2 separate regions of the Homo sapiens genome follow, and region 1 is linked to region 2. Evidence: chromatin loops called from intact Hi-C (ENCODE). Cell type or tissue: right lobe of liver. All regions are shown on one strand. Each heading gives the region's core, and the rest is flanking DNA. Links, peaks and the distances in the headings are about the cores only. Region 1 holds the start of CCL16 (C-C motif chemokine ligand 16). Region 2 holds the start of LOC101927369 (a long non-coding RNA gene).

Evidence for each region. Hi-C counts contacts between places; a loop is a spot of excess contacts. Peaks named below come from ENCODE experiments on the same cell type or tissue, not always from the same donor. Only the 100,000 strongest peaks of a DNase experiment are listed, where the experiment ranks them.
Region 1: it touches region 2 in a loop (3-fold over the local background); 43 of 110 quality-filtered maps call a loop at or near these places.

What each region holds. Positions count from the first base shown.
Region 1 is chr17:35,978,949-35,990,112 of GRCh38, reverse strand. CCL16 (C-C motif chemokine ligand 16) reads left to right here and starts at 8,616. Exons shown (of 3, transcript NM_004590.4): 1 at 8,616-8,768. The coding sequence starts at 8,693. CCL14 (C-C motif chemokine ligand 14) reads left to right here and starts at 3,384. Exons shown (of 3, transcript NM_032963.4): 1 at 3,384-3,542; 2 at 5,661-5,775; 3 at 6,225-6,825. The coding sequence starts at 3,464. The coding sequence ends at 6,312. CCL15-CCL14 (CCL15-CCL14 readthrough (NMD candidate)) reads left to right here. Exons shown (of 7, transcript NR_027922.3): 5 at 3,409-3,542; 6 at 5,661-5,775; 7 at 6,225-6,457. RefSeq lists a silencer at 7,806-8,101 and an enhancer at 7,806-8,101. In right lobe of liver, for the core only: a CTCF peak has its summit at 7,904 (motif pointing left); DNase peaks (open chromatin) are centred at 7,892, 8,592 and 9,942; H3K4me3 peaks cover 4,192 bases; H3K27ac peaks cover 5,320 bases.
Region 2 is chr17:36,143,699-36,154,865 of GRCh38, reverse strand. It overlaps LOC101927369 (a long non-coding RNA gene), which reads left to right and starts at 5,822. Exons shown (of 3, transcript XR_243796.5): 1 at 5,822-5,906. In right lobe of liver, for the core only: a CTCF peak has its summit at 5,726 (motif pointing right); a DNase peak (open chromatin) is centred at 5,735.

The DNA.
Region 1 (11,164 bases), core at 3,165-11,164, 170 kb after region 2:
CCAGTGTGGCCAGGAGATTTGTTACATACAGGGAACTCAGCAAATAAGTACATACATTGAGGTTAATGGGAGCAGGAGTCCCCATTGTTAGAGGAGGGAGGGAAACATAGAAACAGGAAAGACTGAAATAACTCTGTGGTGTTTACTTGGAATTGGACATAGTGGTATAAACTTTTGTTTTTTCATATAGCTAGAAAGAGGACATAGAAATTGCTAATAATAGGACGAGCGCAGTGGCTCACGCCTGTAATCCCAGCACTTTGGGAGGCCAAGGCGGGTGGATCACCTGAGGTCAGAAGTTCAAGACCAGCCTGGCCAACATGGTGAAACCCCATCTCTAAAAATACAAAAATTACCTGGGCAAGGTGACCTGTACCTGCAGTCCCAGCTACTCCAGAGGGTGAGGCAGGAAGATCACTTGAACCCCGGAGGTAGAGGTTTCAGTGAGCTGAGAATGCACCACCTCACTCCTGGGTGACAGAGTGAGACTCCATCTCAAAAACAAAAACAAAAACAAAAACAAATTGCTAATAATATATGAAATAGATATACTTGAAATAGACATAAATTTAAATACATACTTATACACATATGCTTACATATATTTCCAGGTTCTAGCCACTAAAAGCTCAGATCTAAAAGTGATGCCATTCCCATAGCAATGAACACACCAAGCACTCAGATTTTGGTTTCTCAAAATCATTTTTCAGTAAAAGAAACTGAGACTCATGGAAGAAATGGCTAATTCCAGAGCTGGGCCAAGGAAAGTACAAGATGAGTCTGGAACATCTATTTGTGCCAAAAAGTAAGAAAACAAGATTAAAGAATAAACCCTAAAATTTTCTAGAGAGGGGAAACACCAGATCACCACAAATGAGTTTCAGAAGAAACATATTCTTATATTCCATTGTAGAATTCTATACCCAACAAAAATATCAATCAAGTATGAAGGCTAAATAATGACTTCTTCAGGCAAGCATGAACTCAGAAGGTTTATGTCCTACAGATCCTTCCTGTACTATTCAGTTTTTTAAACCAATATATGTATGTGTTGCTTTGAAAAACATTTTAAATATTTTTAAAATAGGCTCTTCATACTCAACAGGGGGCAACAGGAGGACATTTAAGGTCTCTAATTATGTTGCCATCAAATTTCATTCATCTGGTTGTATTGCAATTCTCCTTTACTTTTTTTAGTCCCTCTTTGAGTTCTGAGACCTCTGGGATCAGGGTCATCTTCAATCCCTCCCTCCAAGCCTAGCCCAGGACTTGGCATATGATACTGTGTCAAAGAAGTGATGTGGTCACAAAACCTATTCCTTTTTCTTCCTAAGCATACAGATGATGTATATTTTCCATCCCTTTGTCATTATGTTGGAGCCAGGTTACTTGATGCTGGCCATGGAATGTGGGTGAAAGTAATTTGTACCATTTTCAGAACTGATCCACAAAAATCTCCCAATCCTCCTCTGCTTCTCCCTTTTTGTATCAAGCTTGGAGGCCTTGTGCTGAAAATGGTGGCATCCAAGGTAGAAAAAGGCCTGGTTCCTGAATGAGTACATGGAGGATCCCAACACACACACCATCATCCCACTACTGACCCACACTGGACTGTAACATGAGCAAGAAATAAACTTTTATTTAATTAGTCTGCTGGATTGTTTATGATAGCAGTTGGCACACACAGACTAATGTAGGTAGGAACTCAATACTTGCTGGAAAAGTACAGGAACTTCCTGTAAGTCTCCTAGAAACAACTTGGCAGGTTGGCTAGTTTCCACAAAAACAAGAAGTAAGCATTATTTCTTTCCAACTCACTTTTCCTATAAACAACTTGTTTCCTGAGATTGTTCCTGATAACAATTATTATCATTTAACTTGAAGGGTTTACATAATGTTGTTATTGATGATAAGAAATATAGAAAATTTTTAATTGATGACTGTCTCCACAACTAACCATGAGATTTCAGCCATTTCCTATAAGATACACATATGTAGACCTGGCTCAATTTGTTTATTCATCCTTCTTTTAAAATGTATATTCATAAAGCACCTGGTATACACTAGGTTCTGCGTGAATGGGCAAAGATAAATAATAGATGTTCTCCATCCTGATGATTCAGATGAGGAGAGGAGATTAAATAACCATCTAACCACATCAGCAAGCAGAATGGGGGATGTACCTCCAAGAACAGCATGGTGAGGGCACTAAGCTGAGAGCCTGCGGAGATGAGATCTGTCCTGCATCCAAATCACTGTGTGCACATGAGAAAGTCACTGGTCCTTTCTGATTCCCAGCTTCCATTCAGTAAATGGCCAGTTTAGACAAATCAAATGGCAGATACATAGCATGCAAGCTGCACTGCAACAGAAACTGCACGTTGGTCACAGCGTATCTTCCCAATGTGCCTGGATATGGCCTCAGAATCATTTCCAACACAGAGCTCCAGTCCACCACTAATCAATGAAACCTACTAGCTATCCCTGAATTAGACATTTTCTAGGGTTCCCACCAAGCTTCTTTGCAGCAAAAGTCAGAGAAACCAGGAGAAGGTCCCAAAGAGATCCACTATCTGATTTCAGAAAGGACTAAGACTAAAGGCTTTATAGAAAACCCATAAGCTTTTACAGAGCTCCGTTGGGAGTCCCATGTTTCTTTATGGCATAATGGGTGAGAACACAGACTTGGAAGCCAAACCACCTGAATTTGAACCCCAGTTCCATTTACCAACTGTCAAAAGCTTAGGCTTTGATTCTGAGCCTGTTTCCTCAACTGCTGTTCTAAAGATTAAATAGGCTAATATTCATAAGGCAACTGGGACAGTGGCTTGTGTGTATAGCAACCATTATATAAGTGAATTATCTACTGAGCACCACAGCACTTCTTCACTCCATGGTGTGGTGACCAGAATGGAGATGAGACAGAGAACTGCAGGTTCTGCTTCGAGTTTAAGTTAGGATTTCCCTTGACCAATGAGACCTGACTTGGAGGAGTCCTGGCCTCATTCCATTACCCCAAACACCCTCTAGTCTCTAGATGAACAGATCCTGAATGTCCAGGCCCCACGTGGCCTGTTCTAAGGCCTGAGATGGAATTGGATACAGGACACATCCAGCCTTGAGATCTTTTGCTAAGTGTGACACAGTGCCCCCAGCCCTGTGCTCATGTTCATGCCTAGGGAAAGGCTTCTATCAAAAGAGTTGAACTTCTTCCCACTGGGGATGGAAGACCATTTCCTCCCTTAAACCTTGGCTCTCCCTGCTTCCTTCAGGCCACCAACAACACATGTGCAGGATATGAAATTGCTGAGGCATCACTGCTTTCCTACTTCCCTTCCAAGTCTCAGCTCCCTTATTTTAAAAAATATTTGGCCTCAATGATCATTTCTCAACAATTCCTCACCGCAGGAGCCTCTGAAGCTCCCACCAGGCCAGCTCTCCTCCCACAACAGCTTCCCACAGCATGAAGATCTCCGTGGCTGCCATTCCCTTCTTCCTCCTCATCACCATCGCCCTAGGGACCAAGACTGAATCCTCCTCACGTGAGTGCAATGCCTTGTCTTCCTTCCAACCTAGAGCCTGCAGGGAAATAAGCAGGAGTGAGGTTGGGGCTCAGGGGAAGACCAGGAGCAGGGACTCAGAAAGGAGGGCTGGTATCTTCTTGAAATTGTGTGTATAGCAACATTATATAAATGAATTATCTACTGAGCACCACAGCACTTCACCCCATGGTGTGGTGAGCAGGATGGAGATGAGACTTAGGACTGTAGGTTCTGCTTAAGAGTTTAAGTTGGGATCTTCCAGCCTTGACCAATGAGACTTGACTTGGGAGACTCCAGGCTTCATTCCACTACCCCAAATGCCCTCTAGTCTCCAAATAAACAGATCCTGAATCTCCAGGCCTCACATGGCCTTGATCTCTTATCATTGCCCCCCAGGACCAGTCCCCCCTTGCCCTCAAGGACATGGAGTGAGACCAGCCTGCCTCTCTACTCCCTCAATTTCTCTCTCTTTGCCGCTAAGCAAAAGAGTGGCCCACCCCATTTGGGGTATATTTCCTCAGGGAGATTAGGAGCAGTGTCTTGAGCCCCTCAAGGGCATTTTTCTATTGGCCTCCTGAGGTTTGGGCCCAGCCTGCTTCCAGCGTCACCTGTGCCCAGTGAGTGCAGCATTGCTTGGGTATGGGCTGGGGGGAAACACGACAGTGTGGGGTCCATCCTAGGCCCCCTTTTCTCAGCTGATTTCTTAGAATAAGCTGCCTTTAGAGATAACCAAAACTATTTATCACTCTTCCATTTTACCTACTCTCCTTTTCAGAAACTGGGGGGAAACCGAAGGTTGTTAAAATACAGCTAAAGTTGGTGGGTATGTGCACAGTTTGACTTGCCCTCTCCGATGTCATTTGTCAGCTCAGAGGAACAAGGTGGGAGAGTATAGGAGCTCTGACTGGGTCTCAGGAAACAGGGGCCCCTTATGCCGTTCTTTGGATCGTGAGGATGCTGCCTGGAATGGAGCTGGAAAACAGGATGAGACCCTTCCACCCAGACATCTGGCCACCCTCAGTGACCTCTGAGGCCATTGTGATGCACATCCATGATTCTATGAAGCAGGGTCACATAACATGCACACACCTGATTTCTCCACTCCATAACCACAACATGTGCCTGTTTGTACAGGGCTCTTGGCCTACAATGTCCTTCCTGCTACCTCTATAATTCAAGCTTGGGGTGGCTGCTGTCACCTTGCTTCTCCTATAAAAGCCATGAAACTTCTCAATCAGAAAATAGATGAAAAAATCACCCAATCCAGTGATTTTTAAAACTTTTTAGACCACAAAACCTTTTCTTCAAGCAATATCTTCCACAGAGGCCCAATATGTAAAACAGAAAAAATGGGTTGAGTAGGGTACAAGACACCACTCTCAAATGCAGCAAGGCCTCCACAATAGTCCCTGAGGCCCCCAGAGCTCCAGGGAGCTCAGTGTAAAAACCACTGATGCAGTCCAAGGGCCTCATTTACAGAGGAGGGAACAGGGGGAAAGTAAAATGGCCACAGTACACAGGAAGCACAGGCAAGGTTAGGTTAGGATTTGGGTGCCCTGACTCTGTGGCCTTTGTCCTTGGGGCTTGCTGTGGGCATCCTGCTCTCTCTGCAGGTTGTCGGTTCAATGGGGACATGGGCAGGGTGGAGCACTAGGAGGGGCTGGGTTTGCATTCCCAAATGGCATGTCTCCAAATCCCTATTGGGATTTCTTCCAAATATTCCTCCTATTTGGAGCACCTTTCCCGAATAAGGCATGAAGGCTGCATGATATTGGCCAAGTCCCTAGCCTTCTCTGCCAGTCGGCCCCCAGAGATGGTGTAAGAAGATCTGAGTGTGCTGCTCTTCAATCCTGGAGTTGAAAGTCATCCACCAGTCTTTCCAAGAGGGGTTGAAGAAAAGGAGGAAGGGTGATTGATGATGAGGGAGGAGAAAAAGAAGAGCCCAGGAGTACCATGGAGAAGGAGAAGAGAAGATGAGGAAAGCCTACTCTCCCCTCCAAGTTCTGAGGGGCTGTCTCCTCCTTCCTTCCCTCCTCCATGCCCTCAGCTTGCAGGAGCAGCCAATGGTATGGCCTTTAACAAGGGGCCCCTCCTCAGCATCTGATGCTCTCTCCTCAGGGGGACCTTACCACCCCTCAGAGTGCTGCTTCACCTACACTACCTACAAGATCCCGCGTCAGCGGATTATGGATTACTATGAGACCAACAGCCAGTGCTCCAAGCCCGGAATTGTGTAGGTGGTACACACACATCACACTGGGGGGAGAGGGAGCCAGCAGGGCCTCCTGGAGGGAAGCAGGGAGTGGTGGTGGAATGGGGACCCCCAGCGTACCTCCCAGGTGTGACTACATGGGGAGAGGCAGCTGAGGGGCAATCTGAGCGCTTTCTGGCTGGAGCCTGCAGGAGCCATGGGGAAACTGACCCCATGGATGGGGAGATGACAGAGAAGGGAGAAGAAGGCAAGAGGGCACTTCCTCAGGGGGACACAGAGACTAGATGGGTCTAGGGGTCCTAGGAACCGAAGAGTATGTCTCAGAGAGGAGACTGGCTCTAAGCTGCCTCTGTGGAAGAAAGGAAAAGCAGTATAGGTCAGGTGGGGAATTTAGGAGGGAGGGAAGATGGGCTGTCTCTTCCGGCCACTGGGCCCCTCGGTTTGTGATCCTTCTCCCTCTTGCTCCACAGCTTCATCACCAAAAGGGGCCATTCCGTCTGTACCAACCCCAGTGACAAGTGGGTCCAGGACTATATCAAGGACATGAAGGAGAACTGAGTGACCCAGAAGGGGTGGCGAAGGCACAGCTCAGAGACATAAAGAGAAGATGCCAAGGCCCCCTCCTCCACCCACCGCTAACTCTCAGCCCCAGTCACCCTCTTGGAGCTTCCCTGCTTTGAATTAAAGACCACTCATGCTCTTCCCTGGCCTCATTCCTTTCTACGGGATTTACTCATTGGCCATGCACTGAGGACACCAGGGTGTGGCACCCTCGGCATCAAGCCTCGCTCTGCAGAAGTTTTGCTGGAGCCTGGTACAAAAAATAGGTCAGGCCTGCAATGCAGGTAGTGAGAAGCAGAAAGTGAGAAAGAAAAGCAGTGTAAAGACCGTCTCCTCCTCAGCAACAACAGTAGCAGACCCCGTTTTCTTAATGCTTTCTATACTCCAAGCACTCTGCTAGGCAGTCTGTATGCATTATCTTATTTAAGCTTCATGACAAGTGTAAAAGCTACAAATCATCATTTGATTTTTTAGGTAACACTTCATAAAGGGCTCTCTATAGCAGTCAAACTCCATAGTCCTTTTTTCTGTGCTGTTTTCAAGGCCTTTCTTCACTGCTGTCTGGAATAGGAATGATGCATGAAGACATTTTATCCAACCCCTCCCCTTCGCTTACACACATCAGATTATACTATATTGTTTTACTAACTTTTTTATCCCCTAGAAGGCTTAGCAGAAAGCCTAGCCCATACCAGGTGTTCAGGAAATGGATGGATGGATGGATGGATGAAGGAAGGGAAGAATGTGTGGATGGAAGGATGAAGGGAAGGAGGAATGGATGGAGGGAGGGAAGCAGGGAGGGATGAAGGGAGGGAGGAAGGGAGGAAGGGAGGGAGGAAGGGAGGGAGGGATGGATGGATGGATGGAGAGAAAGAGGGAGGGAGGGATAGAGGGACAGATGGAATAAGACAGAAATCAAGAGGAGGACTATGCTCCAAGAATAAGCTCTCAAACCTATCTTCAGGGCCCAAGGAGGAGCTCTGTGTACTTGGAATAAGAGCTTGCCCAGAGTAGGGATTATGACCACCCTTTCCTGGCCTCCAGCCTTCCACAGATAAGGAAGGGCTTGTGGGCCACATTAAGGGCCATATGGGGGCCTGCATGCCAAAGTCACAACCAGGCTTCTCAGGCCTTGTCACCTCCATAAACAGAGGTCAAGAGGATGCCCCACATACGTACCCTCCCTGCCCTCACAAAAAGCCACAGCTTCACCACCAGGTGAAGCCTTGAACCCACCAGGAGTAACTGCATTATACGGTTTACCTATCTATGAGCAGTCATGCCAAGCAGAAAGCCCCATAAGGATCTGCACAGTCCCTGTTTCTGCCCCTGCCTCCCACTGCCCTCAACACCTGAAACACATCACCTATGCCTCTAAAGCTTGCTGTCCATCAACAGCAAAATCCCTTATATCTTTGATCTCTTCTCTAAATGCAGCTTTCAACATGGAAAAGGGTCCTGAGGCACCTGAAGAGAGAGGAAGCTGTGGGACAGGTCCAGCCAGAGCCCAGGCCAGAGGGGCAGAAGCTGGAGTCCTGGAGCACAGACGCAGGTTGTCAGGTGCACAGAGTTGGAGGGTCCCCTGCTGGTCATGGTTGGCCATGGGGGCACCCAGGAGGGATCAGCGAGCTGGCTACACCTAAAAATCAGTCCAAAGTCCGAGGTCCAAAGAGATAAATAAAAACATTGACAAATAAGTCAAACGGTCCAGCAACAAATGGGGACCCAAGGATCAGGCACATTGTTTTTTTTTTTTTTTGGAGTATTAGCATACACTGTGACAGGAAAGAGTGTGAGCTCAATCATGTGGCCTTGGACTGGGAGAGGGCATTTCCTTCTCAGAGGCAACTAAGCCCTACCTTTGCCTCAGTCTGGGCTCTGTAATCCTGCTTTGTGCTCATCTCCCCAAGACTGATCACCTGGGGGAAGCTGGGGTGGTTCAACCCTGCCTGCCCTTCCCCAACATACAGATGGTGGCAGGTAACATGGTGAAATCAAACAGATCTGGTTTTTCATCCGCCTATCCACCCAGGTGACCTTGGACAATTTATTTAGCCTCTAGGCCTCAGTAGTCCCAGGGAAGTAATAATCGCTATTCACTATTTTAAGGATTATATAAGATAGGGCATGTAAGGTAGCTGACACACATTCGCCCATTTCTTCACGTGAATTCAGATTCTACTGAATTCAGCTCTGCACCAAGTCCCATCCTCTGCTGCCCTCTGTTTCAGCAAACACTGAGGCCTGTTGTTTCTCCTCCTCTACCGGCTCTGATGCGGTCAAGGTCCAGAGAGCTGAGTAGTTGGCAAGCGGACCACCAGCAACAGACAACATCTTCATTCGGCTCTCCCTGAAGCTGTACTGCCTCGCTGAGAGGATGAAGGTCTCCGAGGCTGCCCTGTCTCTCCTTGTCCTCATCCTTATCATTACTTCGGCTTCTCGCAGCCAGCCAAGTGAGTCCACTTGTCTCTGTAGGGCAGGAACGAGAAAGGGGGATGGAGCAGCTGGCAGGGAGGTAGTGCCAAGGGCGCTGTCGGGTCTCTGGCCTCATAAGACCCTGTGGGCTCTCCCCACCTTCATGCATAGCTTCTGACCTCCAATTCTCCCCTTTGTAAGTAGAGCTGGGGTTGGTCCGGATCTTTCTGGGGTAAGTAGTTCCAGGAAACTGGGTCACCATTTCCTCAGGAGTCCCAAGCGTGGTGAGCAGGAATGATCATTCAGGAGGAGAGGCCAAGAAAGCAGCAGAAAATGCAACAAGAAGTGCATGCAATGAAAGGGAGGGGGAGGCACGCGGATGAGAAAGAAAAGTGGCAGGTGCCCTGGAAGAATGAGTGGCGAGAGGAAGGAAGGTTCAAACAATCATGTGGGTCTAAGTCCAGGAATTGGGAGTCTGAACCGAGAGAGCCCTTCCTCAACATGGCTGGCACAGGTTGCTGGGACTATCAGACAACCAAAATGAGTCCCAGTGGAATGGCTGCTTGGGAATCTATGGTCCCCTTCTCCATCCCCCAGCCTATGACTAAATAAAATCTGCAGAAAAGAGGAAAGGGGTTGAAAGGTTTTGGAGCTGTGGGGAAAGGGAGAATTGGGGCCTATGGAGGAGGGGGTTTGTTTTGCCCCTCCGTATCTCCTCCCTCTATCATTGTTTACGAGGACCTGGTGACGGGGGTGGGGAGGACAAAGACGTGTACCTGCCCTAGGCTGCCCCAGCCATTCTTTTCGCTTTTGTTTTTTTGTTTGTTTGCTTGTTGTGTTTTGTTTTGTTTTGTTTTGTTTGTGATGGAGTTTCGCTCTTGTTGCCCAGGTTGGAGCGCAGTGTCGCGATCTCGGCTCACCACAACCTCCGCCTCCCGAGTTCAAGTGATTCTCCTGCCTCAGCCTCCTGAGTAGCTGGGATCACAGGCACACACCACCACGCCCAGCTAATTTTTGTATTTTTAGTAGAGACGGGGTTTCACCATGTTGGTCAGGCTGGTCTCAAACTCCTGACCTCGTGATCTGCCCACCTCGGCCTCCCAAAGTGCTAGGATTACAGGTATGAGCCACCATGCCTGGCCTCTTTTCTCTCTTAAGGTCACCCTGGCATGTAGTCTGGCCTGACTCTGCCTGTGTAAACACAAAGGAGCAAGGGTCAAGTGCACCATGTAATCTGCCCACATACTCTCAGGATGACCCTGGTCTTTGTAAACTTTGCTTTGAGAACCAGTGATATGAGCATCACTTACAGAGGGACTGTGTGGGAGGGGGGAACAGTGCTCTTTGGGAGAGTCAATCAGGCCAGTGCAGTGGGTTCAGGCTTCAAGAAAGAGAAAATGGCCCACCCAAAGCATGGATCAGCAAGATGGTGCTCTCAAGATGTCCCAAGCTTTGCCACTCACTGGAGGCAAAGGGGTCAAGCTACAAAAAGATTTGCACTCTGAAGGTTTGGGGGCTGGGAGAGATCTCTGGACTGACCTCTTGTGTAGTATCCCCAATTGATGGGTAGTCAGGACAGCTCAAAGGAAACACAGTGACAATAACCAATCAAGTCCAGTATCCTGCATACATCAAAGAGATGGGGGGAAGCGCCATTTCCAAGGCAAGAAGAGCAGTCATTACTACCATTGGCTCTTAATTATAATAAGCACTGATTGAGCCTTTCTGTGTGCCAGGCTCTGAGTTAAGGGCTTTCCAATCATTTTCTCACCGAATTCTAACCATGATCCTAGGATACAAGTAAGTATCATTTACCCCCACTTAATAGATGAGGAAACTGAAACCTAGGGAGATTAAGAAATTTGCCCATGATTCAAGTCAAAATTCAAATCAAGTCAAAATTCCAACCCAAGCTGTCTGACCCCAAAGCCTAAATCATATACTTTTTCCTCCTGCTCTAACTTCTGTCTCTAAAGGCTCTACTCTCTCACCCTTCCCCCTAACCTCCGCCTCTCCAATACCTCTAAGATAGAGTCCAAATTCCTCAGTAGCTCAGCAGGTATGTGACCAGACCCTCCTCCTCTCTCCAGTTTCATCTCTGCCCATTCATTTCTTCCTACCTTGCATGCCAGCCACCCAAACTGCCCAGCACTCCCAAGACACACTGAGCTTCCCCTACCTTCAGGCTTTCCTGCATTTCTTTCTTCCAGATTCTACAAGTCCTTTGTGTGTCTAAATCCTTTTTTTTTTTTCTTTTGAGATGGAGTCACTCTTTCGCCCAGGCTGGGGTGCAGTGGCGCAATCTTGGCTCATTGCAACCTCTGACTCCCGGGTTTAAGTGATTCTCCTGCCTCAGCCTCCCGAATAGCTGGGATTACAGGCATGTGCCACCATGCCTGGCTAATTTTTGTTAGTAGAGACGGGGTTTCACCAT
Region 2 (11,167 bases), core at 1,628-9,627:
AAAGACCACTGTGAGGTAGGAATTCTTAACCCCAATTTGCAGAAACTGAGACTTTGCCTGGCACCACAGAGCTAGGAAAAGGTGGGCATACGATCCTCACCAAGTCTGACTTCCAAAGGAAGATTTGAAAAGAAACGTCCTTGCTACCTGCCAAATCTCTGTAGAGCCAGCAGCCATGTTCACACATGAAACAGGACAATGACCAATGACAATAGCACCAGGAATAGCTACTCCTGGTCAGATGCCCTCATGACCTCAACTCCGCAGGATGGGGACACCGGGCCCTGCTTAGGGGAAAGGAAGGGGGTTTGTAGAGGAAGCCCAGCCAGCCAAGCAACCAGAGATGGGAAAAACCCATTGGGAAGAATTTGCTTGCTCTAGCTGGGCTTTGCAAAGAACAGGAAAAGATGAGTCTGCACGGACAGAAATGGTCCCGAGTGGGGAGCTTGGCCATGAGCATGACTCAGGGCGTGGTCAGCAGCTGCCATACCAGGACACACGATATGCAAAGATGCTGGGTGGGTGGTTCTTAAAGGTTTTGTGCCTTGAGAAAACTAAAGGATGCAGACGTGGGCAGAAGGTGGCTCTTTAAAAGTGCTTCAGGCAAGGAGGCATTTATGGCATGGTGGAAAGTGGTCTGGATTTGAGTTGAAGAGACCAGCCTTGCCGTTTATTTTGTAACAGATCACTTCACCTTCTGGGCCGTAATTTCCATGTCTGTGCAATGAGAATAACATTATAACTAAGATGTAACAGGAAATGAAAGCACAAGTGTAAGAAGTCCCCATACTTTCACCTCATCCACTCTAACCAGGGCTGACACGTATGATTTTCCAGGTTGTGCACTGAACAACTATGTCTGGTGGCCAGGATGAGTGGGACCATCATCCATCTCCAGTGTCATTTCTGAAGTGCTCCACCCTGGCACTGCCTGCACCTAGAGGGAGGGACACTTTTCCTAAATAGGATAAAGGTGCTGTCTGTTTACCCATGGGACTCTGTCTACTGGAAGGGGGCCTTTCTCTAATTCTCACACAAGCATCATTTGAACTAGTGGTGGTCTTCATGCAGACTGCCATGACTTTCTGCATTCGAATGCAGGCTGTTTATACACACATTTCTCACCCTCTATGGAGCTGAGGCTATGGTTTTCCTGTCTGGAACCAACTACTCTTTAGTACAAACTGGGGACAATTGTAGGCATGAAAACCTAATGGGACTCTGTTTATTCTGGGAATAGGGTAGAGATGAATCCTGCCTGGGATGTGGGAAAGGAAGAAAGCCTTTGACTCATCCCTTTAAGAGAAGGGGCTTTTGGCAATCTGGGGTCTTTATCTTTTCTGAGTTCCTGGCTGACACTGATGTTTTAAAGGCTAACACAATGTGGAAGTTCCAACTCCCAGGCTGACCATTAACTCCATCCCATGCCACAAGCACCCCAGGAAGCCAGGGTTGGAACCCAGAGCCAGGGAGATGGGTGGCAGCCCAGGCTCACAGGAGCCAGTTTCTTAAGCCTGGAGCATGTCAGGCAGAATCAGGCATAACCTGTCCAGAGTGTGCTGGAGATGGGCTGTCCTGGAGCTGGAGAATCATGCACAGAAAGGAGGACCCAAGAAATGCCCTCAGGCTAGGAGGAGAAACCCACATGACTATTGTGGAAAGTGTGGGTTTTGGTGTAGAATTTTTACTCTTTGATGATTTGAGCACTTTTCATCACCATGGTGGGCCGAGGACCTGCCCCAGCCCCCAGATGTTGCTCCAGACAATGAGTTTTGCAGCCCGCAGTGACTGTTTTCCCTCTTCAGCTGCTCTACTTGGGAGGCTGGCTCTGTTAGGAAGGTGCGGGCAACACTGCTCCCCCGCCCCAGGATTGAACCAGGACAAAGACATATCCAGGAAAGCCGCTGTGGCCAGCCTGAGCATAAGAGAGACTGCGACTCCCTGCCCAGTGGAAATACACTATACTGCAAGATGCCAAAATGAGCCACTCGAATCCTCTTTTTCGGGAAGTCAAAAGTACGGTGAGGCATGAGAAGAAGGATCTCCAGCTCCAATTTGGTCTCCCTCTTGTGGCTGAACACACTGTTACCAGATGCTTATGAAACCATTTGCATATGGTACAAGCCCATGTGGGAGAAATGAGAGCTCTGTCAACTTCTACCCATCTTCTGTCCTCTCCTGACAATGCATCTCCATCACTAATGGTGGCCTCTGGGTTTTACTTTCTTCTGTGCACAAAGAAAACAACTGGTGGCACCTGTACATAGAGAATTCCAGAGGCAGGAAACTCTCCCTACTTTTGGACAGTGCACAGCAAAGAGAATGTAGTTGGAAGTTCAGCCAACCTGGATTGCAAGCCACCTGTAGCAACATGGCCTTAGACGAGTCACATGACTGCTGGGAGCAACAATCTAGAAGAGTGGTGAAGATACCTAGGTCATCAGAAGGTTAAATAGAATAATGTGTGTGACTGGGCAGAGCACACAGAATGCACCAAATATGTGTTTTTTAGATTCTTTCCCAAATCTAGGAGATGCAACTTAGCAATGAAATGCCTTAAAACCTAAAACAAAAAGTTATAAAAATACATTCATGGTCATGGAAAAATATACATTAGGTAAAAAAATAAAGGGAGATTATTAATGTATGTAAAATGTAATGTAGTAGCTAGTTTGCATACACACTTACAAAATAAAAGTTCTGTAAGGATATGCACCAGCCGGTTTACTGTGGCTAACTCTTCTAGGTTCTAGCAGCCCTGACAGGTTTCTGTTGCATTTCCCAGCGACCATGACCCCTAATCCCCTAAGCCCCTAAGCCTCCCTCTTTTCTGCTCACACAGAACTGATGAGAGGAGAGACTCAGCTCAAAAGTGTTGAGTGAATGAAATCGTTTCTTAAAATATTGGGTTTATAGTTTCCTTTTAAAAAAATGAAACAAATGATTTAATTTTTAAGATTTTTTTCTGGAAAAATAAAAAATCTTATTTTAAAACATATAATGTTAATGTTAATATTTTCCCCCTTAAAATCTCATTTGATACTCCCATCAAATAAGATTTATTCTTTAGGATTTGAGTAATTCTGGGAATAAAGCCTTAATAAATCAGGAAGGACAACATAGTCATCAAGTGCCTGGGTGCTGCAGACCCTGGTTTCCAAACCAGCTATTTTCTGTCTAACTTCTGCCAAGTTACTTTGTCTCTCTGAGCCACAGTCTTCTTATGTATAAAACAGAATCATTAAAGTTCTCATCTCAGGATGTCATGAGGAGTCAAGCTCTGGGAGCAGTACCTAGCACAGCACAAGCATGACATAAGTATTTGCTAAGTGAATGAATAAAAATTTGATGATCTTTTATTATGCTGCCTGATTTGGTAGTATGTGTTAGTAAATGTTTGTAACTAATTTTATCATCTCACTCTTAGGAATTTTAAAAAATCACTTCTAGAGGTGTACAAAAATACTTGCATATGATCCAGTTCATTTCAGCATTATATGCAAGGACAAAAAATTGCAAACCATTAAAATGTTCACTAAAGGAATGTTGGTTAAATAGATTATAGTAAATTCATTTAATGGAGTATGACATAGTCCTTTAAAAGGATAAAGTAGGTAGATTTGTAGGTTGATAGAAGTATCTATTCACAATTATTGTTAAATGAAAAAATATGTTATAAAAGGTTAGGTATAATATACTTTATATAGCATTAACCTAGTATCTGTGAATATTTTCAAATACAGTCCACGGTGGATATTTCTCTCATGCTACACAGACAGATGAGGGTCAGGATCTTGGCTCTGCCCCTTATTATCTGTAGAACTCTGGGAAATTCATTGAGCCCCTCGGAGCCTGTTTCCACGTGTATAAAATGGTGATAATAACAATTATTCTGCAGAGTTGTTTTAGGTTTTCTTTTCTTGTCTTTTCTTGTTTTGCTTTGCTTTGTTTTGAGATGGAGTGTAGCTCTGTTGCCCAGGCTGGAGTGCAGTGGTGTGATCTCAGCTCACTGCAGCCTCTGCCTCCTGAGTTGAAGCGATTATCATTCCTCAGCCTCCCGGGTAGCTGGGATTACAGGCATATGCCACCACACCCAGCTAATTTTTGTATTTTTGGTAGAGATAGAGTTTCACCATGTTGGCCAGCCTGGGCTTGAACTCCTGGGCTCAACTGGTCCACCCACCTTAGCCTCCCAAAATGCTGGGATTACAGGCATGAGCCACCATGCCTGGCCCTGTTTCAGGTTTAAATGCCATAACCTCCATGAAAATCCCTAGCAAGCAGCAGGTACTCAGGGTGGTGTTTGTTCCCACAGTGACTGTATGTATCTGGGGGACAACACGGGTAATGCATGAGATTCACAAGTCCATATGTAACCCACACATTGTCTGTAAAATTAATAAGTGATGTTTTATTCTTTTCAAATATAAGTAGAGACTGCTGTAAATAACACAAACTCCTATTTAGTGGCATTACTGAATCCATTAGGCATGTATGCAGATACTTTATTACTACAAATTTAGCTATCCTATGAGTAATTTAACATTTCTGATGTTTTAAAAGGGCCCTCATGAGGCAATTTGAAAATATGTATCTAAAGCCTTAATATTAGGCAGGGCCCTGGGCTTTGAATAAAGACTCGTTTTGAGGTCCACAGAGAGGAGACACAAGGCCACAAGATGGTCCCATGGCTAGCAAGTGGCAGAGTCCAGATCCAAAGGATGTCTGTCTGACTCCAGACCTCAGGATCTTAACCCCCACACGATGCTAATGTTCCTTACTGACCAAGGGAGGTTCAGAGAAGGTACATACCTAGTGCCAACTTCACACTACCATTTATCGAGCACTTGCTATGTACTCAATAAATAAGCACTAAGAGCTAGGTGATTGTACAACCTTATTCAAGTCTCAGAACAACCCTACAAGTAGAAACTATTGTCTCCATTTTAGAATGAAAGAGGCTCTGGGAGTTTGATTCACTTGCACAAAGCCACAGAACTAGGAAAAGGAGGGTGCAGGGTTTGAATCGAGTCTATCTGACTTCAGCCCCCCTCACAATGCTATACTGCTGCCAGTCTCGGTGGGGCTTGGACTATGATGACGGCCCCAGAAATGGCTGTCGCTGTCGGATGCCCCCATGATCTCATGTCTCACCCAGCTCCTGCTTAGAAGGCGAGAGAGTGGTTGTGGAGGAAGTCCAGCCAGCCAGCCAAAGATGGGAAACCCCACTGGGACAGAATTTGTTTTCTCCAGTTCGGACTTGGCAGAGAGCAGGAACGCATGGGTCTGAGGTGGAAGAAACGGTCCTGTGGATGAGTCAGCAGCTGCCACAGCAGAAAGCATTTGTGGCCGCTCTGTGCAAAGACGCTGGGTATTTCTTTTGCTGTTATCTTATAGTTTGAGTGGTTTGGAGGAAAAGGCAGAAGCATGTGGACAGCAGCTCCTCATGATTACTTCATTCGGGGAGGCAGCATGCTGTGCTGAAAAGTGTTCTGGCTTTGGTGGCAAAGAGATCAGCTTTGCCATTTACCAACTGCTTGATGTGGGACACATTTCATCTCTCAAAGACCCAGTTTCCATGCATTTGAAATAAGGATACAATATTTACTTCAGAAAGCTGTTATGAAGAGTAAATGCAGATGTGAAATTTACAGATATTTCCACCTCATCTGCTCCAGCCAGTACTGCAGTGGGAAGGTCATGCACTGCACAGTGATTGCCAGTAGATGGCGCAATGGGCCTGCCGCCATCCCAGGCTTTGTTTCTGAACCCAGCGGGAGAGGGAGATGACAGAAATCTTTATTGCAAACTGGGGGACACCATTAGCTACAGTGGCCTCCTGGGATCACCATTTGCAATATAAGCCCAGTGACTTAAAGGAGAGAGTGGAGAGGAATCATGGTAAGGTAAGCAAAAGAAAAAGACATTTTGTTTATTTCTCAGTTTCCTCATCTGTAAAATGTGGGTGCTATAAATCCACACATCATAAAAAGCTCTCAAGATTAAAAAAAAATGTATTTGAAAAGATCTGAAACAAAGCGGGTGCTAAATATGTGTTTCATTCATCCTTTTCCCACTCTGGGGGATTCCAACTTATTACAAAAGATTGCTGAAACATTCCTCCAAACAAGTAAATATTTCACAAACGTAACTGAGGTTTTTTTTTTTTTTTAATGTATGTGACTTAAAATTGTAAACTCAGATGAAATTACACCTACTGTCAAATAGTGAAAAATTAAACTATAGCCAGTATTTTGAGGTTGATCAAAACTTTTTGGCATAAAAAAATGTACCCTCGTAACAGCAATTTGGCAATGTATTTTTGGAGTTTAAAAAGCGTGCATGCTGGCCAGGCACAGTGGCATGTGTCTGCAATCCCAGCTACTTAGGAGGCTGAGGTGGGAGGATAGCTTCAGCCCAGGAATTTGAGACCAGCCTAGGCAACAGGGATTCCTAATTTTTTAGGGATCTCTAAAAAATTAAATAAAATTAAAATGTAAAAAATGCATGCATTTTCACCTAGAAACACTTCAAAGAATATTTCCTGATGAAACAATCAACTGTGCATGGAAAGATTTCATTCTAAGGAATCTTTTGAAGTCTAAATATCTATTGGTCAAGAATTAGTAAATAAAATATGGTATATCTACATGGTGAGAATGATGTGAAACCTTGGGGGGAAAATGAAATTGTAGAAATACATCCACTGACAGGGAAAGCTGTTTACTGTATATTGGTGAGTGAAAAAAAAAAGAAGAGGTCCAAAATTATGTAGAGTGTGATGCCTTGATTATTTTGCACACACACCCCATGGATCAAAGTATGAAAGGACGTGACAAAACATGTAACTATATTTATCTGCTGGTAATGAGATTATGAGCAAGTTTTACCATCTCTTTGTTCTATATATCTGACTTCACTATAATGAATATCTATTCCTTGGGAAATATGAAATGATTTTTCTTTTCAGGATTCTCATACTTGAAAATGTGGGGGTAATGGGTCTTAGGATCAGCCCTTCCCTCAGGAAGGGTGAGAGCAGAAGGAGCCCTCAGGCCTTTGGGGACATTTCTGTCACATTTGTGGGTGACCGCACTACTGTGAAAATCCAGGTATCACCAAATCTTTAATCAGTCTCGGTCAGGCCAGGTGGGGAGAGTCAGGACTCACCTGCTTGGGGATGAGGTTTTGGGGAGGGGGAACAAAGATGTGCCAGCAGCCCTTCCTGATGCAACATTTTCCTTCCTTGTAGTCCCCGTCTTTTCTGCATTGGTGCACACAGATGCCTGACCAGAGGAGAGACCCAATTAACAGCTTTCAAGTATTACATATAGAAAATAACATTTTCAAATGCCCTTTAAGATATCGTCAAAACCATCAATTACCTAGAGATAAATCTAACAAATCTTGTGCAGAAAATTACACGATATTACAAACAAAAATTTGTAGGTACCTTAATAAATGGAGGGATGTGCCGTGTTTGTGGATTAGAAGATTCATTATTATAAAGCTGTCAGTTTTCCCCAAATTCAACAATAAATTTAATACAATCTCAGTCAAAATCTTAGAAGGATTTTTCATGAAAATTGATAAACTGATTCTAAAACTTATATGAAAATTCCAAAAGGCAAGAATAATCAAGACAGTCTTAAACAAAGTTGAGGGACTTAAGCTACCATTTATCAGGATTTATTATAATGTGGCAGTAAATGGAACAGCAGTGCAAGATACCAAATAGATCAGTGTAACAAAAACACACCATCTCATAATTTATGACAAAGGAGCCGCTGTAGTTCAAAGAGGGAAAGAATGCTTTTTCAGTAAAGGTAGCTGGCTTGATTGGCTTATTCATGTAAACAAAAAGGAACCTTGACTCCTACCCCACACCACACACAGAAATCTCTTCCAAATGGATCATGGACTTAATGTGAAAGAAGAAACAATAAAGCTTTTAGAAGATATTGTAGAAATAGTTTCATGATCTTGGGATAGGCAAAGATTTCTTCTTCTTCTTGTTTTTTTTTTTTTTTTTTTTTTTTTTTTTTTTGAGACAGAGTTTTGCCCTTGTCACCTAGGCTGGAGAAAATGAGCTGGGTTGGCCTTATTCTCCTTTTTTCGTATGAATGTATGGGGTACAAGTGTAATTTAGTTACATGCATAGATTGTGTAGTGGTGAAGTCAGGGTACCTGGATAATGTACATTGTACCCATTAAGTAATTCCTCATCATCTACCTTGTCCTACCCTACCCTCCACCACTGTCCCAAGTCTCTACTGTCTATCATTCCACATGCTATGTCCATTGCATGTTTGTGTTCCCCCCAAATTCATATGTTGAAACCAAATCACCAATGTGATTGTATTAGGAGATGATGGAGGGGTTGTGGAGGTGAATAGATCATGATAATGCAGCCCTTATGAATGGAATTAGTGTCCTTATAAAATAGGCCCAAGGGAGCTAGTTCACCAGTTCTACCATGTGAGGTTGCAGCAACAAGTTGGGATTCTGCAACTCAGAGGAGGGCCTTCACCAGAACCTGGCCATGCTGACACCCTGATCTTGGACTTTCCATTCTCCAGAATGGTGAGAAATAAATTCCTGTTATTTATAAGCTATGGTATTTTGTTATAAAAGCCAGAATGAACTAAGACAGAAATAAATGAGTTAGAGAAAGGTGGCTCCATTTTCAAGCAGAAATTAGATTATAGAAAAGCTGGGGATTTCTAAGTGGGAAAATTAAATTATTTCTCACCTGTAGTCTCTCAAGCCATTAAAGGAAACTCAAAGTAATATATAGTCTCAGTGGTAAAAGTCTAATAAAAGGTATGGCTGTAGGACACTCTGTTAAGAGCTCTGTAAGATTGAAAGTCGTGCTTAGTAGATACTTTGAGCTAGACAAAATGGCTCCTAAAAATTTTAGGGTTCTTGTCCAACAGATGCCTGCAACTCTCAAAGAAGAGAAAGACCTGTTCACAAAAGAATTGTGCTAGAGACTTTTGGGTCATGGAGATCTGAACCAGTTTCACAGGAAACCTTTGAGGTTCTTAAAAGAATTGTATTGTTAAAAGCACTACTGCTCACACTATGAGGGACTAAGACAAAATCTTTAGAAAACTGTTGGCCCTCATATTTCTGCAGACAGGCAGCAGGATGAAATACCTACTGTGTTAAAGGTTCCCAAGACATTTTTAGGCTCAAAGTTTTGCTAGGAGGACTCACAGGACTCAGCATATAGTCATATTCATGGTTCTGATTTATTACAGTGAAGGATACAAAACAAAATCCACGAAGGGAAAAGGTATATGGGCAAAGTCTGGAGGAAACTAGGTGTAAGCTTCCAAAAGTCCCCTCCCTGTACAGTCACACAGTAATAACTTAATTTCTTATGCATCGAGTTGTGACAGCCCATGTGAAATATTGTTCACCAGGAAAGTTTGCCTGAGCCTAGGAGTTGAAGATTTTTACTGGAGGCCTGTCGTATAGGCACTCCTTCTACCCAGCATGTGCCAAAATTCCAGACTCCCAGAAGTAAAACATGTATTCAGCATAAAGCATACTGTTTGCACAAAAAGTTTAGGCACAGTGAGGCACTCTTGTCATTTAGGGAAAATTTTGTATCAGTGTAGAGAACTGTTTAACATTCAAGCTCCCAGATGTCAGCCAAGGGCCAACTTTGCAAGCAGGCCTTTCTAAGGACTATATTCTCAGGCCGGCCATGTTATCTCTTCTGCACAGCTAATCAGATGCAAGTGCAAACTTGATGGTAACAGAAATTTCAGTGATTCCCCGGGATTGGTTACTATGAGGTGAATGTTTGTGTCCTTCCCAAATCCATAAGATGAAATCCTAACCCCCAGGATAGTGGTGTTGCAAGCTGGGCCCTTTGGGAGGTGATTAGGAATTAGGGGCAGAGACCTCATGAATGGGATTAGTGCCTTTATAAAAGAAACCCTAGGGAGGTTGTTTGATCCTTTCACCACATGAAGACACAGCAAGAAACTGCCATCTATGAATGAGGAATCAGGCCCTCACCAGATACTGAATCTGCTGCCACCTTGATCTTGGACTTCCCAGCCTCCAGAACTGTGAGAAATAAATTTCTGTTGTTTATAAATGACCCAGTTTATGGTATTTTATTACAGCAGCCTAAATAGATTAAGACAGCAGCATTACTTTTAAATTACTATTTAAATTACTATTAAATACTATTAAATTACTTTTAAATTACTCTTTTGGTCATAGTGGTGGGATAGTTCCAAGGGGGTTCCTCTTGACGTATTCTATCATAATAGCCCTCACCCCATCCATCAGGGAGCAAATGTGAAGTTTTTCCCAGTGTTTAAGATAACAATTACAACTAAGCACTCAAGACCTGAGAAAGTGACCACAGGAAGAGTTTGTGGAACCACTGGGCTCACTGTGAAATGGGCAGAAGCCAAAACTCCATTCAACACCTGACTTCGAAAAGCCTGCACTCTGATCAATGCAGGGATATTTTAGTTCCCAAATATCAGTGTCAGATCAGAGCACTGTCCAGTCATTGCCTCAGAGCCTGGGTAGTTCCCTCTCTCCAATGCTATGTCACCAGTGAATGATTGCAAGTCCCATTAGATAAGCATAGAAGGAAACTTTACAGTACTCACTTGTGGCAATGTCCCATGGTCCTCTCTTAGTGGGAGCTGACTTCCTCCTAACTCAAAGGGTTCTGGTCTGTAAACTGGTTGGTTTTGGTTTTGGGAGGAGAAGCCATTCCTTTCCAGTATGGTGTTCCTAACATATGTCTGTTCCCTAGGCCAAGAAGTTGTGTGCACTCTCTTGCTCTCTCGCTTTCTCTCTTTCTGTCTCTCTCTCTCTCCCCTCCTTCCCCTCCTCATCTCTTTCTTCCTCTGTCTCTCCTTCTCTCGTATAGATCCACAAAGGCCTCAGTAGTTTGCCCATATCTTCCATCCTAAGAACACCATGCCTAGTTAGCCATTGCCAAAAACATACACATATTCCTTAGATTAGTGCTGATATAACTTGGCAAAATATTTTAGTATTTGAGCATGTATTCTATCTCCTCCCAGGTCAGATTTTGGACTTCACCTTTGGAGTGCAGCTGGATTATGACTCTTGTCCTCCCAGTATTCTGAGGCAATGAGAGGCAATGGACTATAGCTCTCCAAGA